Regions from separate parts of the Homo sapiens genome. Here region 1 is linked to region 2. The links are chromatin contacts, found by Hi-C or POLR2A ChIA-PET in ENCODE. All regions are on one chromosome and are shown on one strand. The core of a region is the stretch at or near the end of the contact, and the rest is flanking DNA. Distances in the headings are between cores, read along the strand shown. Region 1 overlaps CLASP1 (cytoplasmic linker associated protein 1). Region 2 holds the start of TFCP2L1 (transcription factor CP2 like 1).

What was found. A loop is a pair of places that touch in the nucleus more often than their neighbours do. ChIA-PET counts read pairs that join two places held with the same protein, here RNA polymerase II (POLR2A). Pooled maps may share reads with other maps.
Region 1: a loop to region 2 is called in a map of MCF 10A, with 7 times the contacts of the local background. The contact joins the enhancer-like site here to the promoter of TFCP2L1 in region 2. A Hi-C loop is called at or near these places in 2 of 168 maps with a recorded cell type or tissue (Calu3 and MCF 10A) and 3 of 50 pooled maps. POLR2A ChIA-PET finds 5 or more read pairs at or near these places in 2 of 52 experiments (MCF 10A and WTC11).

What each region holds. Positions count from the first base shown.
Region 1 is chr2:121,354,815-121,357,835 of GRCh38, forward strand. The region is part of intron 38 of CLASP1 (cytoplasmic linker associated protein 1); the gene reads right to left. Among named protein-coding and RNA genes, the nearest start is that of TFCP2L1, 71 kb to the left of the region's middle. Within about 2 kb of position 1,486, at least 7 of the 41 ENCODE cell types and tissues checked have a DNase peak (open chromatin) inside an H3K27ac peak, as active enhancers do.
Region 2 is chr2:121,283,920-121,286,623 of GRCh38, forward strand. TFCP2L1 (transcription factor CP2 like 1) reads right to left here and starts at 1,283. Exons shown (of 15, transcript NM_014553.3): 1 at 1,129-1,283. The coding sequence starts at 1,190. RefSeq lists a silencer at 1,309-1,448.

The DNA.
Region 1 (3,021 bases), core at 236-2,735, 71 kb after region 2:
AGACAGGATTCAAGAGTCAGCAGCATTGCTTTCCAGGCTTGACAGGAGCAAGCTAAGGCCTCCTGGTGCTCTTCGGGGTTGCAACGAGGATTAGTGAGGCCAGGTAACTGATTGCCGGGTTCGTGGTGAGAACTCGTGGTTTTCCTTCTCTCCTCCCCATCTCCTGCACTCTATTGCCCTTCAGGTTAAAGTGAATTATCCTACAGAGAGCTGCTGGGAAAAAAGGCTGTTTCAGATCTGCTGAGCTGAAACCCAAACCCAAGGAGCCCTTCATCTTACAAAAATCCAGGAATTCTGGATGTGGCCTGCATGAAGCATTTGGTGAAATGTATCTATTATTTTATTTTATTTTGAGACAGAGTCTTGCTCTGTTGCCCAGGCTGGAGTGCAGTGGCGCCATCTTGGTGGGTTCAAGCGATTCTCCTGCCTCAGCCTCCGAGTAGCTGGGACTACAGGCGCACACCACCACGCCTAGCTAATTTTTTTGTATTTTTAGTAGAGACAGGGTTTCACCAAGTTGGCCAGGCTGGTCTCAAACTCCTGACCTCAAGTGATCTGCCCACCTCGGCCTCCCAAAGTGTTGGGATTACCGGTGTGAGCCACCACGCCCGGATGATCAAATGTATCTAATGTGGATGAGGGCTTTGGTTCTAAAATGTCTGAAAATAAAATGTCAGAAGCTGCACATTAAGATGGGTAGTTTGAGGCCCTCTTTTTCACTGGGGTTAGAGAAAGTTTCCCAAGACAGACGCTGGTTTTGGCAAGGGAGGTAGGTGTTCTCAACTTCCCTCTATATGCCAAACCCCTGGCTTTGGCAAGCTGCCTGAATCAGGGTGAACTTCAGGTTTTGCCCCTGTGTTCTATGTAACATAAGAAGCAAAGATTATAAATGTAAGCAAACAGAGAGCAAAAGTCAACATGGGCAGCAGAAACAAAGGAAGACAACACCACTTAGTACACAAGGTGGCCAGAAGTGGCAAGGATTTAGAAAGGGGTGAGGGACTATTCAAAGAGGACAGGATCAAAAAGACTTCTGGGTTATAATCTGCCTTGAAGTCATCAAAAACTATTCCAATTCTGCTACAGTCTCATTAGAAACACAGCACTCCTTCACCTTTCAAAGTCAGTGAAGTAATAGTGTCTAGCTAAGAAAAGCGTAATTTTCACATCTAGCTTTTTAAAATTGGATCATTACTCAGAATACTGGTGAATGTTTGCTTAAAGGTTTCTTTTAGCACAAAGTTTTCAAAATTTGGATTGCATGTTTTTTAGGTTCACAAGGTTTGATCTGGCTCTGTCACAGACACACCAGAATAACTGGTTGAGTCAAAAAAAAAAAGCAAAGGTCCAGGAACAACAGTGGCTGGAATCAAAGAACTCTTCATAGCAGCGTCTTGAGCTTAGCTACTCAATCGTGTGGAAGCTAAGGAAGAGTTTAGCGCCACCTTCTGGGAAAGGCCAGAAAGACCTTAAAAAATTGGATTGACCCTGAGTTTAAGTATCCACCAGTAGACTGGGGAAAAACGACCAATGCCCCAGATTGGCACTGACATGGTCCTGGGATTTACAACGGAGTGCCAGCATGGCCCTGAACCTGGGACGAGAGTCCTCACTTAGCTAGGCTCAGTACCAGAGGGAGGGGAGAAGAAAAGTTCCAGGCTATAAGTCTGGAGACCTGAGTTTTGGCTCTGGTTCTGGCATCAACTAGCCAAGCGAGCTTGGGGTAAATTTCTTCACTTTCTATGCCTCGGTTTTCCTCATCAGTAAAACGAAAGGGAGAATCTGAATCAATTATTTTAAAAGTATTTCAGATTATAAAATCTTATCATCCAACTCTACCTGATGAGTCTTTTCCCCTGAAAAATGTGCATGCACAAAATTCCAGGAAGCTTTGAAGATCTTGAGAAGTAGTGTCTGTATGAAATGACCTCTAACAAGACAGTCATCACATCCTTGCCTGGAAAAGGAGATTCAGGGCAACACAATGGATATCTTCAAATGTGGTCAGGTTCTTAGGTGGGAGATTTATTCTGTTCTACTCTAAGGGGTAGAACTAGGGCCAACAGGGACAAATGATGAGAAGGAGTGGAAAGAGGGGCTGGGAGCCCAGGAGGTGGTGTGTCCTGCTGTCCTGGAGATGCTGCAGAGGCTGGGCTGGCCTCTCAGGAGGTGCTCAGCATCAGATGGGAAGCTGGGCAGCACGTTTAAGGCTTCTCTTTGGCATTCTAATTCCGGTATCCATCTCTAAAAACCCATGGCATTTCCTAGCCTAACGCTGACAATGTACCGGCTACCCCAGCACAAATATAGACGGATTCCAAACAAAGCAGTAGTCAAAAAATACAAGTCGTATTTTTGACTGGTGTTTTAGAGTTTACTCAATTGCATTTAATAGCTTCTTCGGTGTATTTAGAGAAATGCAGTTATATCTGCTTTATGTAGAATTTTAAAAACTTGACAACAATTCTATTCAAAATCAGTCTACTTTCTTCAATGGAAGAGTATAAAAAGGATACTATCTTCAATTTTCAACAATGTCAACCACCTTACCTCACTTGACTTTAATGCTAGCCTCTCAGCGCAGGGTATAAAACACCTGCCCCCCACCTCCCACCCAGCATACAAGTGCTTTAGATATCCAGAGTGTCTATGACTTGTCCACAATCACAGCCCCCGAGCTGGCAAAAGCAGCATGTGAACCCAGGCCTTCAAACCCCAAACTCAAAGGTTTTGACATTAAGTTATGGCTCTTTCTGAAGCTACAAGAACTAAAGGGCAGGTGTCACATCTGGCTCCTTGAGAGTCAGTTCATCAGCGAGGCAGAACTACTCCCCTACCTATGAATAACAGCAGGAGCAGCCGCCACCACAGCTGCCACTCAGAAATAGACACTGTGCCTGGCACTTTACAAGCCTGTGAGGTGGGCTATGTTTCTCCACTCGACACAGAGAATATGAGGGCTCACAAAATGGTAAGTCTCCTGCCATCTTGGCTCAGCAGGGTTCAACCCAGGAGTGTCTT
Region 2 (2,704 bases), core at 33-2,532:
TTAAGGCTCTAGACCTTTGCCATCTCCGACTACTTTGGCCCATGAATAAAAACAGCAGATACATCCACTAAACCCAATCATTCCCCCGCCTCCAGGAAAAGGGGATGTCTTCAGGGAGGACAAATACCTACCAGCAGCCAGGAATTACAAATAACGTTTTAAGATCTAAGTGGGAACTTCTTGGGGCCAAAACTAGCACTTAAAGGTAGCTCTAGTATGGGGGCTGTCAATGCCTGTGACTCCTTCGGCCTCATCATTCATTTTCCTTGAGCCCATATCAAATGCCCTTTGGGTTAAATTAGGCACATTTCATAAACTGTGACTAAGATGGAAATAAGGACAGGCTAAAGCTGGTTCAGGCGAGTTCACAAAGTGAAATGACTGCCCATTAGTCCCGGCCAGCAGCAGAACAGGGAAAAACAATCCTCCGGGAGCGAGAGCACACGGGGTCCTACTGCTAAGAGGGGCCTGTGGGGAACTGTGCAAAACACGCAGGACTTACTTTCCCCTCTGAAGGGCACTACTCAAATCCCTCCAGCAGAAGAAAGATTTCCATCAAGGGCAATAACCACGCGGGCCTCGGGCGAACACGCGCAAGACCATCGCGGGAAGTGGGGCGGCCTGCCCCTCCGAGCCCGCCGCCCGCCCCTCGTCCAAGGAAGGGCACTGCAGAGGGCGCGAGGCTGGGAGAGGGGCCCCGGCGGAGACGGGCAAAGAGCAGGGGACGAACTTCCCCGGGCCGGGCACCAGGCTGCTGGCAGGAAGTTTCCTCTGCTTCTCCGATACGCGGGGGAGAGGAGGGCCGCAGGGGGCGGACGGGCCAGGGGAGGCGGCGGGCCGGCAGGTGCGCGCCCTGCACCCTCTCTGCCGCCTGGGAGGAGCCCTCGCAGACATAGGGCTCTGCGCGCTCGCCTCCCCAGCGGGCCCCCAACTCCGCACGTCGGGTCCCGCCGGCGTCCATCTGTCAGTCCCTAGGCGGGACGCTGGGCGGGTCTCTCAGTCCCCAGAGGGCGGACAGCGGGGAGGCCAGGGCCCAGCAGGGGCGCCCCCTCTCCGCCCCTGGACGTCCAACGGCGCCCGGCCCGCCGGCCCGGCCCGAGACCCGCGGGGACCGCGCGCGGCCCTTACCGCAGGTAGCTGCCGGAGTTGTGCTGGTTGTAGTGCTCGGGCTGCGTGTGCCAGAAGAGCATGGCTGGAACTCCCAGCGCGCCGACCGGGGCGCGGCAGCAAGCGCAGACGCGGGGCGCGCCGAGGACCCAGCGGCGGCTTCGCGCTCCGAACCCGCGGTGCCGGCCGGCTCGGCGCATTTATCGGCGGCCCAGGGGCGGGACAGCGGTGAGACCCGCCCCCCAGGAAGCGCGGCCCGGAGGGCGGCTCCCCGCGGCAGCCGCACCTGGCTGACTCCCGCGCGTGCCTTTCCGGCGAGCGAGCGCGCCTCCGGGGCGGCCAGACCAGAGGGCTCTAGGGCCGGCCGGGTGCTCTCCCCAAACTCCGATGTGGGGCTCAGGTGACCCTTGCCGCCCCCAACCCGCTCCACACGGCCCCTCTGGCCTCTGCTCCCCACTCTACGCCCAGGGCCGGTCTCCAGAGCGGCTCCGAGATTTCCAGCCTAGGCCCTCTCTGTCGCCTTTCCTCGCTCTTGTTTTTTCATAGCACTTCAGACGCTCTGAAATCATGGGGGTTTTTTTGTTGGTTTTTTTTTTTTTGAGACGGGGTCTCGCTCTGCCACCCAGGCTGGAGTGCAGTGGCGCGATCTCGGGGCTCACTGCAACCTCTCCTCCCAGGTTCAAGCAATTCTCCTACCTCAGCCTCCTGAGTAGCTGGGATTACAAGCGCCCCCCATCACGCCTGACTGATTTTTTTATTGTTAGTAGAGACGGGGTTTCGCCATGTTGGCCAGGCTGGTCTCGAACTCCTGACCTCAGGTGATCCGCCCACCTTGGCCTCCCAAAGTGCTGGCATTACAGGCGTGAGCCCCCGAGTCAGGCCGACATTTTTTTATTTTTTATTTTTACTTGTGTACTGATTGTCTTTCCCATTAGACTGTAAGCTCCAAGAGGACAGGGCCTGGCTCGCTTAACACCCCGTTACCTGCACTGCCTAGAACAGTGCATGGGACATAGTTAAGATAAATGTTTGTTGAGTAAACATAAAAAAAGAAAAAAGGAATGCACCAAAAGAGTAATCAGAGAAGCCTTCCTGGAGGAGGTGACATTGAGCTGAGACCTGATGGATGCAAAGGAAGCATCTCTGTGAACATCACCTAGGGAAAAATAGTTCCAGGCATAGTTCCCTACCCCCTTGGCAACAGTGACTGCCAAAGCCTTGAGGAAGACCTACTTGGCATGGCTGGTCTTGAGGAGAGCTTAGGAGATGAGGTGAGGAGGGCGGGGAAGATCAGAGGGCCTGGCAGGCCAGGACAAGGAGCTAGGATTTTATTCTGTGTTTTAAGCAGAGGAGTCACATGTATGATTTGCCTTTTGGAAAGATCAGTCTGGCAGCAGTGTAGACAGTGGGTCATGGGGTGGAGGGGAGGGCCATTAGGAGGGAGTGGAGTTCCCTGGAGCCCTGACCCCTATCCAGGTGCTATCCGGTTCTCCAGTACATGGCACAGCACCTGGCACAGAGGAGATGGGGATTCTGTCCCTGAGTATTAATCCAGTCAAATGACATCCCTTGGGGACCTGGTCCAGAACTCCCCACT